Regions from separate parts of the Homo sapiens genome. Here region 1 is linked to region 2. A link is a contact called in ENCODE Hi-C or POLR2A ChIA-PET data. All regions are on one chromosome and are shown on one strand. Each heading gives the region's core, a stretch centred on a gene start or an enhancer-like site at or near the end of the contact. The rest is flanking DNA. Distances are from core to core; before and after follow the strand shown.

Region 1 (4,991 bases), core at 1,744-4,243, 38 kb before region 2:
TGAGGAAATTTTCAGAAACTGATACCCATACATAAACCCACATGCAGACTATGGTGAAAATTATAACAAAGTCCCACCAAGTCTTCATGGATAATAGAATCCCTATATTATCCAATGATAACAGACTGCAGAAAAGGAGGAAGAGTACACCCAAACCACGGATAACCATTTCTGCTTAATAAAGCATCCCAAACATTAGCCATTTATTATCTCTCAAGATTCTGAGTATTGACAGGCTCATTTGGGTGTTATTCTGTTCTATATGGTGTCTGCCACCCAGGGCTGCCTCTCCCTGTGCTGTCACCTTAATCATCTGGAGGCTTCACTCGTTTGGTACATCCAAAAGAGATCACTTGCATGGATGATGACTGGTGCTGGCACCTGCTGAGAGTTCACATGGGGCTGTTGACCAGACCAGAGCACCTTGGTCCTACCCTATATTGCAACACCATGTATAGGATTGCCAGATGAAATACAAAAGACTCATTAACTTTGAAATCCAGAAAAATAACTAGTACTTTTTAGTATATGTGACACATAATATAATTTTGTTTTTTTTTTAATTCAAACTTAAATGGGCATCTTGTGTTTTCATTTGCTAAATCTGACCATCCTATGGGATAAGCCTCTGAATTTGTAAGTTAAAAACCATCTGAGATAATACTTCCAATGGGGCAGAACTGGGGAAAATGGGATGATCAGATGAAAAACTAACACAAAATCTGGGAATAAAACAAACGAAAAACCCTGGAAATAACAATAAAAGCTAGTCAGAAAAGTAAAGAGGAAATGGGCACTCACATACACTGTTGGCATCAAATGGACATATCTGGTTCTATGGCCATATTATTATGATTTAATGACTTCAATGGCCTTTGTACAGAAGTCCTATTACCACCAACAAGAGAGTTTCAGCTGAGGGTTTACAAAAGGCTCATCAATGTGACTCTGATTTGCATCCTGATTAGGGGCCCTGGCTGAGAGGGCAGGTCAAGTTGTCACATGAGTTCCCTGTTCCAGGGAAGAAACACAGCTTCTACTTATGGAGCAGGTTGTTCAGAGGGTCCTAGCTCCAGGTTCTTCATGTTAGCATCTGGATTTAATCTCATGACAGCCCTGCTAGTGAGGTATCAATATCCTCTCTTCATGGATGTATGTGACTACAAAACAGATACTGCTAACCACAGAGCTAGATGGTAAAGAGGTTGGTCACCAGGTCCACTGCCAGAGCCAGGGACAGAACCTACCAGCCTAGGTACCTTGAATTGCTAGTGAGGGATCTTTAGCAAATTTATCAGGATACGTGCTGCTGTGAGGTTTATCTCTGTTCTCCCTGTGTTTACCCTTTCTACAGGAGGAAGCCAGCCTTTGTGCCCCCTCCCCTTGTCTGAAGGGAGGTTTATGGCAGGGCCAGAAGCAGAAGCAAAGGCCCCTCACCTGCCTGTGCCTTTGAGGACACAGAAAGGGGACAGGTGGGAGACTTCTTCAGGCAGGGATGAGATTGGATGTCTACAAGGCCCTCCAGGAGTAGAGACCTGAGCACTGTTCCATATCAATGCTTGAAGTAGCTCCATGGCTGTCTATTGTGGTTAGGAGTACGTGTTTTGTAGCATCTTGTCATGGTAGATTTTCTAGTTTGAACCAAGAGGTAGAAGAACATGAGTACTGCTCTATATCAATGCTTGAGGTGGATCCAGCCATGAGACAGATTTTCTTGCTTGGATGGAAGAATGGATGAAGCAGGGTGGGCGGCAGGGGGCTGAAGGCAACAAGCCAGCTAGAAAAATGGCCAGTCTGAAGTAGCTGGGACATGTAAGTGATGATGGCTATGGCCTCTTCAGGCTGTATCTGGATGATAAGTTGCCATAGGAACATTGCTTTGTCAAAGAGCATGAACATTAAAAGCTAGCCTGATTAAATTTTAAAATCTTTTATACTAATGTCTCCCAACAAAATACAGGATGAAAGTACCTGTTTTACTAGGTCTGTGCAAATAATGTATTTCACAACATTATTACTTTTCACTTTTCCCTATCTTATTTCTTTATGAATGGCATATGCCTTAGTTCGTTTGCACTGCTGTAACAAAATACCTGAGACTAGGTAATTTATAATGAACAGAAATGTATTGGGTCACAGTTCTGGAGGCCGGGGAGTTCAAGATCAAGATGTCAGCATCTTGTGAGGGCTTTCTTGCTGTGTCATCACAAGGTGGAAGGCAAGAGGGCAAATGAGAGAGTGAAAGGGGGCCAAACTTGCCCTTGTATAACAAAACTACTCCTGTGATAAGAAATCCACTCCTGTGATAATGGCATTAATCCATTCATGAAGGCAGAACCCTCATGGCCCAATCACTTCTTTTTTTTTTTTTCTTTTTCTTTCTCTTTTTTTTTTTTGTTTTTTAAAGAGACAGGGCCTCACTCTCTCACCCAGGCTGCAATCATAGTTCACTGTATCCTCAAATTTCAAGTGATTCTCTCTCAGCCTCCCAAGCAGATGGGAACACAGGCACACAGCACCATGCCTAGCTAACTAATCACCTCTTAATTATCTCACATCTTAATACAGATTGAGCATCTCAAATCTGAAAATATGAAATCTGAAATCCTCCAATATCAGAAGCAGTTGAGTGCAAATATAACCTGCAGAAATACTCACTGGAGCATTTCAGATTTTGAATTTTTTGATTTGGGATGCTCAACTGGTAAGTATAATGCAAATATTTAAAAATCTGAAAGCTAAAACACTTCTAATCCCAAGCATTTTGAAAAAGTTATACTCAACCATACTGTAACAATGGCAATCAAATTTCAACACGAGTTTTGGCGGGGACAAACATTTAAACCACAGCATCTCATCAATGGCCCCTCAAAACTTATGTCCTTTTCACATACAAAATACGTTCATTCCATCCCAATAGCCCCACAAGTCTTAACTCGTTCCAACATCAACTAAAAAGGCCTAAGTCCAGAGTCTTATTTAACTCAACGGAAGGCATGATTCATGCTGAGGCAAATTCCTCTCCAGATGTGAGCCTGTGAAATCAAAACAAGTTATGTATTTTAAAATACAGTGGTGGAACAGGCAATGGATAGACACTCCCATTCCAAAAAGGAGAAATAGACAAGAAAAGAGGGTCCCACGTAAGTCCAAAATTCAACAGGGTGAACAACATTAAATTTTAATGCTCTAGAATAAGCTTCCTTGACCTCATGTCCCATCTCCTGGACACACTGAGGTGAAATTGGGCCCCCAAGGCCTTAGGCAGCTCTGCCCCTATGTCTTTTCTGGGCTTAGCCCACACAGCAATTCTCATAGGTTGGAGTCTCATGCCTGCAGCTCTCTTAGGCTGGTGTTGCACAGTAGTAGCCCTACAATTCTGGGGTCTCTCAGGCAGTCCACTCCCAAAATTCTACGAGGCATTGTCCCAGTGGGGACTCTCTGCAGTGGCTCTGACCCCACAGTTCTGACTGGAGAGAGCCCTGACTAAGGAAATGCCCAGCAGAACTTCCACATCAAAGCTGAGTTTCCACTGGGCATTGCCCTAGTGAGGGCTCTCTGCTTTTGCTCCACCTCTGCAACAAGTCTCTGCTTGTCCACCAAGGCTTCTGAAACATCTTTTGAAATCTAGGTAGAGGAAGACGTGCCCATACAGCTCTTGCATACGGCACACCTGCAGAGTTAGCATCATGTGGATTCCACCACAGTTTATGACTTGTACCTTCCAGTGTGGCAGGTCGAGCTGCACCTTGGCCCATTTGAGCCATGACTGGGGTAGTCAAGAAATGCTGCACTGGAATATGGGGAGCAGAAAATTGAAGCAGCCCTGGGACGTGAGTCCAAAGGTTCTAAGGTCGTCCTCAGCCTCTCTTTTTGACATATTTCCTTCACCCAGGTCTTGGCACTCAGAGCCTGTGATGGGAAGGGTGGCACTGGTAATCTCTGAAGTGACTTTGGGTTCATTCTCCCATTGTTCTGATGAATAGCCCCTGGCTTCCTTCTATCCACACCAATCTCCTTATGAAACGGTCACTTGGAAACATCCTTGGTTTCCTCTCCTGAAAGTGCTCTTTGATTCTCTACCACCTGACTAGGCTGAGAATCCTTTAAATCTCTAAGTTTTGTTCCCCACCCCACCGCCACTTTTTTTTTTTTTTTTTTGAGATGAAGTCACTCTATTGCCCACGGTGGTGTGCAGTGGTGTGCTCTTGGCTCACTGCAACCTCCGCCTCCTGGGTTCAAGCGATTCTCCTGCCTCAGCCTCCTGAGTAGCGGGGATTACAGGCATGTGCCACCTCACCTGGCTAATTTTTGTAGTTTTAATAGAGATGGGGTTTCGCCATGTTGGCCAGGCTAGTCTCGAACCCCTAATCTCCAGTGATCCACCTGCCTTGGCCTCCCAAATTGCTGGGATTACAGGCGTGAGCTACCGTGCCTGGCTCCCTTTTAATTATAAATTCCATCTTTAAATCATTTTTTTCTCTAGCATTTTACTGTATGCAGTTGAAGGAAGACACACAACATATGGAACGTTTTTTTGTTTAGATGTTTCTTTCACCGATTTCCTAGCTCACTGCTTTTCAACTATGCCGTCCACAAAGCCCTTGTGTGGGCTTGGAAACAATTCAGCCAAGTTCTTTGCCACTTTATAATGAAGATGGCCTTTCCTCCAGTTTATAATACTTTGTTCCTCATTTATATGTGAGACCTCATCAGAATGGCCTTTACTGTCCATATTTCTATGAACATTCTGATCATTACTAGAGGGTCAAAGATTTTACCAAAATATTTGTCAGGGGGAAAGTCAGGAGAGCAAAATCACCAGGTGGCCATCGAGTAAGCCCTGGAGACACAAACTCCTTATCTGAGGAATTTAGAAGTGTAACGAAGAAAGCCAAAAACACCTGGCAACCATCAAACAGGCCATTCTGAGGCAAAATTCCTTATCTGAGGAATTTAGAAGTAATTAAACTTCCCTAGTGCCTAAAGGT
Region 2 (5,626 bases), core at 576-3,075:
TTTATTACAAATGCATGTTAAATATCAAGTTTCTTCCCCAACTGAACAATTCATTGCTTTAAGAAAGGTAGCTCCAAATGGGCCTCAAGGGATACTACAAAGCATGTAGCTGCTGATGCACGCAATGAAATCCACCTGTTGAGCCTCTTTTCCAGTGATAAGATCAAAGTGGCTGCTCTACTTTTAGACTACTTTGTGAACTACACAGCTACTATTCTGCAACATACTTCTGCTCAGATCTATGAACTCACTTGAGCCAGGCATCATATCCCACCAAGGATGGAAGTGCTAGAGATCTCCTGAGGACTGCTGTCCTGCAAATCTGAAGTAGAAGCTTCAGCAGTCATCATGACCTAGATCATCAGAACCCACCTCCTTCAGACACCTGATATAAGTTTAGTTGCCCCCGTGAAGTGCTTCCTGGGGAGAGACAGACTCCAGCAATCACTATGCTTTATTGAAGTGACTCTGTGCCTGCAACCATGCTGGGCACTGAATTAGTGACCAATGACACTGACACAATCAGGTAGTGATCATAACAACAGAAGGAACAATGAGTTTCTCACCAGGGCCTTTTCTTCTCCTTTCCATCTATCACCTAATAACAACTTTAAAAAAGAATGAGGAAACTGCCTGAGCCCTTGGTAGAGGAACACAACCACTACCAACCTGTAGCCCAACACCAAGGAATCTGGCACTGGGGACACATACCCCATCTTTCCCTCACTCACTTGCTAGTATCTCCCATTGGCCAAACCCAACTGGAAGCCTAAGGAGAAGGGATCTGAGTTGATGTAATCTATAAGGATCAGACCTGTGAAGCACAGAGTAGGGTGGTGAGGGGTGGAAGCTTTGAAGAGACAAATTGAGGCTATCCAGCACAGTATCTAATATACAACTGTGCTGTAGGCTGAATAACACTCCTCTGCCCCAAAGAAATCCATGTCCTAATCTCTGGAACAAGTGAATATGTTACATTACATGGTAAAATGGACTTTACAGATGTGATTAAGTTAATGATCTTAAAATGGTGAGGTTATTCTGGATCATATGGGTGGGCCTGATATAATTACAAGGGTCTTTATGAGGGAAATAGGGAGGCAATAAAATCGGAGAAGTAGATGTGACCACAATATGGAGGTTAGAGTAATGTGAGGGCATGAGCCAAGGAATGCCAGCAGCTTCTAGAAGCTGGAAAAAAACGAAAATTCATTCTACACTAGAACTTCCAGAAGGAACATAGCCCTGCTGACACCTTGATTTTAGCCCAGTGAGACCTACTTTGGACTTTTGAACTCCAAAACTGTAAAATAATAAATTTCTGTTGTTTTCAAAAAATAAAAGAAAAGAAATAGCCTGAATCCATAAAGCACCCATCGTCCCATAACAACCACAGGGCTATCTATCATCTTGCACCTGTGTTATCACTGCAGGTTGCAGCAATCCTGTGGGTGTGCATTCTTATCCTCATTTTACAGAACGGGACGCTGGGCTCAGAGAGTCCTTACCTGTCTGATCCTCCCACGTCCCGCCTGTATAGAAAGTTGCCCCAGGACACCCGGAGCAAGACATCACACTCACTGGGGCGAGGAGGGTCCCAGCTCTTTCTCTCTCTCATGAGACCGCCAGGGCAACTTATGCCAAAGCGGGAACGAGGGAACTTGGATCTGGGCTCCTTTCGTCTCTCCACACCCCAGGAAGGTTCAGCCCCCACCGCGGGGCACCCACACCCTCAGCTGAGTCCCAAACACCTGAAGGCGGGACCCTGCTCTTCCTGCCCGGCCACGTTGGTCTCTATTTTAAAAGTCTTCACGGTCGCCGTTATGACGTCAGGTTTCTATGGCAACCGTGATACGCAGGCTGGTCCAGCACACCGGAAATGCCATAGAGTGGCCTTTTGACTCCTTGGCTTTCACAAAGAGAAAATGGCTTCACTCTTCAGGCGGCTTCCTGGGTAGCTATAATAATTAGAGGAACTAGGCTGGGACGGAGCCAATTGATAGAATTCTGCCAGGTTTGATGGAACAATGTCCCGGTTGTCAGTAGTTTTGTTTAAAAGTGACAGTAGAGGAATATCACCAGTGCACAGAGACCTGGAGCTCTTGGAGATAAGCTAGCTCACTGAGGAGGAGCATGTACAGTTCACACACCACACTAATCAGTTATCCATCTGTGGCAGAAAACTAAGACTGTCTATAATCATGTGACTAAAAGATCTAGGAACAACAAAATAAGTCATTTAAGATATCTCAGAGTTATTTCAGTAATGCAAGCCTAGAAACCTAATCAATTCAACCATGCAATGGTTTGTCTTGAGAAAATTCTTATCCTTCATTCCTACATGTGGAGGGACATTCATGACCACAACATTTCTAGACTCTCTATACACTCAATCCTTTTCTGTCACAGGAGGAACTTCTCTAATTGGTGAGTTGGGAAGAAGAAAAAGGGGTTGCATTGCCCAGGCTGCCTCCCTTCAAAATTCTTGGTAGTAAGCTGCTCTTCAGGAGCACTTGTTCTTCCCTGCCCTCAGAGGTGGATCTTTTTTTTTTTTTTTTTTTGAGATGGGGTTTCACTGTTTCACTCTTGTTGCCCAGGCTGGAGTGCAATGGCACAATCTTGGCTCACTGCAACCTCCGCCTCCCGGGTTCAAGCAATTCTCCTGTCTCAGCCTCCTGAGTAGCTGGGATTACACGCATGCACCACCACACCCAGCTAATTTTTATTTTTAGTAGAGACAGGGTTTCTCCCTGTTGGTTAGGCTGGTCTTGAACTCCTGACCTCAGGTGATCCGCCTGCCTCGGCCTCCCAAAGTGCTGGGATTACAAGCATGAGCCACCGAGCCCAGCCCAGAGGTAGATCTTACAATAGGCCCACAGTGCTACTCCTCTTTCTGTGCCTCACTGGCTCAACTATTTCTATTGTCTTTCTCCAAATTGCTTGGATTTTTTAAGCAATTTACCTCCATGCTTCAAGTCTAAGCTTGAAATCAAGTAATAAATAGATGAAAGAAGAAAAATACATGGACTTTATTCCTCATAAAGAAGATACTGGAGAAGATGACTTAGATTTGCTGGCATGTGGGCTTCCTATGAAGGATCCACAGAATTGAAAAAGATTTATCCACCAAGTAGTGCCATGACAGGAAAATCATAAAGGCCAAGGACTGCAATGCATATCAAGCTGCTGTCTGGTGCAGGAGTCCTATGTGTTCCCATGGAAAGTAGCTTCCTTGCAAGGCTATCCCCTGTAGCAGGAGAAAGAGTTTCAAGATCTCTTCTTTCAGAAACACTTCTTAAAGTACGTAAATAACCCTTGTTCAGAACGAATACTCACCAAGCCAAAGCCAATCTCTGAGGCTTTCCCCGTGGAGTCATTTGTGACAACACTTTGTCAGTACCTTAATTCATGTGATTTCAATAGAGGCTCATCTCATGGAATTAGGTTCTAAATTCAGAGTAGGTTGAAAATCATATATTGTGATAGCTTCCATTGAAAATTCCTTCAAGAAGGAATTGACTAAATATTCAGAAATTTATACACACACACAAACAAACACAGAGACTATACTCAAAATTATTAGTATAACAATGTCCCACCAAGCCTTCAAGGATAAGAGAATCCCTTTGATATCCAATGATAACAAAGTACAGAAAAAGGGGAAAAGTTCACCCAAACCATGTTTTAGATAACCATTTCTACCTAACGAATACCCCAAAACAAACCATTTATTATCTCTCAGAAATCTGAGTGTTGACTGAGCTCAGCAATGTGTTTTCTGCTGCATGTGGTGTATGTTTCGCGGGGCTGTGGGGCTACACTCCACTGGGACATCCAAGAGAGTTTACTCACATGAAAGACAATTGGTGCTGATGCCACCTGCAGCTCAGTTGGGGTTGCTTCCTGGAGCACCTTGGTTCAGCACAGAGTCCCCATGTTTAGGGCAACCAGATAAAATAGAGGATATCCAGTTAAATCTAAATTCCAGATAAAAATGAATAATTTTTTAGTGTAAGTATGATGGTTAATTTTATGCATCAACTTGACTGGGCCATGGTACCCATATATCTCATCATCATTATTCTGAGTGTTTCTGTAAGGACGGTTTTGGATGAGATTAACATTTAAATTAGTGGACGCTGAATAAAGCAGACTGCCCTCTATAATGTGGGTGGTCCTCATCCAATCATCTGGAGACCTGAATAGAGCGAAAATCTGACATCCCTGAGCAAAAGGGAATACTGCTAACAGATAGCCTTCAGAATTGAATTGCAACATTGGATCTGCCTTATTCTCCAGTCTGCAAGCCCACCCTACAGAGATTGGACTTTCAGCCTCCAATAATCATGTGAAACAGTTCCTTAAAATGAATCTCTCTCTATCTCATACACACACACACACACACACGCCCTACTGGTTCTGTTTCTCTGGGTGTGGCATGCAACATTATTTCATTTATCTGAATGCAACTGGGAATTCTGTATTTTTATTTGCTAAATCTTGCAACCCTAGAAGAGGAATCTCTGGATATGTAAGTTTACCAACAGTCTGAAATGACACTTCCAATGGGGCAGGTGTGGAGAAAACGAGCAGTTCAGATTGGCAAGAAAAGACAAAAGCTGTTAACAACTAGTGTTGGTGAAATGAAGAAGAAACGGACTCATATACACGATTAGTGCCACACCGATGTATCCGTTTTCTGAGGCCAGTATTATTACATCTTAATAACTTGAATGGACTTTGTGCAGAAGTCCTATTTCCACCAACAAGGGAGTTTCAGCTGAGGGTTTAAAAAAAGCTCATCAAAGTGACTCTGATGTGTATGCTGGTTAAGGGGTCTTGGCTGAAAAGGCAGGTAAATTTGTCACATGAGTTCCTGCTCGAGGGAAGAAAGACAGCTACCATTTATGGAGCAGATTGTTTAGAGGTGCCCAGCTCCAGGTTCTTCACCTTGGTAGTTGGATTTAATCTCGACAGCCCTGCTAGTGAGGTATTGCTATCCTTTCTTCATGAATGTAAGTGACTACAAAGCAAGTACTCCTAACCATAGAGCTGGATGGCAAAGAGGTTTCTCACCACACCCACTGCCAGAGCCAGGGATAGAACCTGCCAGCTTGGGTACCTTGAGTTGCTGGTGAAAGCACTTCAGCAAATGTATCAGGACATGTACCGCTGTGAGGTTAATTTCTGTTTTCCCATGTTTACCCTCCCTACAGAAGGGAGCCAGGCTTTGTCCCCCTTCCCCTTGCCTGAGGGGAGGTTTATGGCAGGGATGGAAGCAGAAGCTGTCTGAAGCCATTATTTCTTCCATCCTCTGTGAAAATCTAAGCTTAAAGAAAGGGTTGGCCTACCTGCATCTGGTAGGGAGGGAAGGGCCTTTGAGGACACAGAAAGGGGATAGGAAGGGAGTTTTCTTCCAGACAAGGATGAGGTCAGAGGTCTACAAATCCCTCCAGGAGTAAGGACATGAGCACTGGTGCATATCAACACTTGAGGTGGATCCATGGATGATTCATTGAGGCTGTGCATCCAGCCTTGAAAGAGATTTTCTTGTTTGGATGGCAGGATGGATGAAGCAGGGTCAGGGGTCCTGAAGGCACCAAGGGAAATGGTCAGCTTCGCCCTG

The links. Hi-C counts contacts between places; a loop is a spot of excess contacts on that map. ChIA-PET counts read pairs that join two places held with the same protein, here RNA polymerase II (POLR2A). Pooled maps may share reads with other maps.
Region 1: a pooled map shows a loop between it and region 2 (2.4-fold over the local background). The contact joins the enhancer-like site here to the promoter of LL0XNC01-250H12.3 in region 2. A Hi-C loop is called at or near these places in 3 of 168 maps with a recorded cell type or tissue (MCF 10A, endothelial cell of umbilical vein and mammary epithelial cell) and 2 of 50 pooled maps. POLR2A ChIA-PET finds 5 or more read pairs at or near these places in 2 of 52 experiments (MCF 10A and WTC11).

Annotation. Positions count from the first base shown.
Region 1 is chrX:103,440,698-103,445,688 of GRCh38, reverse strand. The region is part of intron 2 of LL0XNC01-250H12.3 (a long non-coding RNA gene); the gene reads right to left. Among named protein-coding and RNA genes, the nearest start is that of LL0XNC01-250H12.3, 38 kb to the right of the region's middle. RefSeq lists enhancers at 3,880-4,566, 4,567-4,991. Within about 2 kb of position 2,993, at least 2 of the 41 ENCODE cell types and tissues checked have a DNase peak (open chromatin) inside an H3K27ac peak, as active enhancers do; they include mammary epithelial cell, where a contact is called at or near this core.
Region 2 is chrX:103,400,979-103,406,604 of GRCh38, reverse strand. LL0XNC01-250H12.3 (a long non-coding RNA gene) reads right to left here and starts at 1,825. Exons shown (of 6, transcript NR_188440.1): 1 at 1,509-1,825. RefSeq lists an enhancer at 1,665-1,834.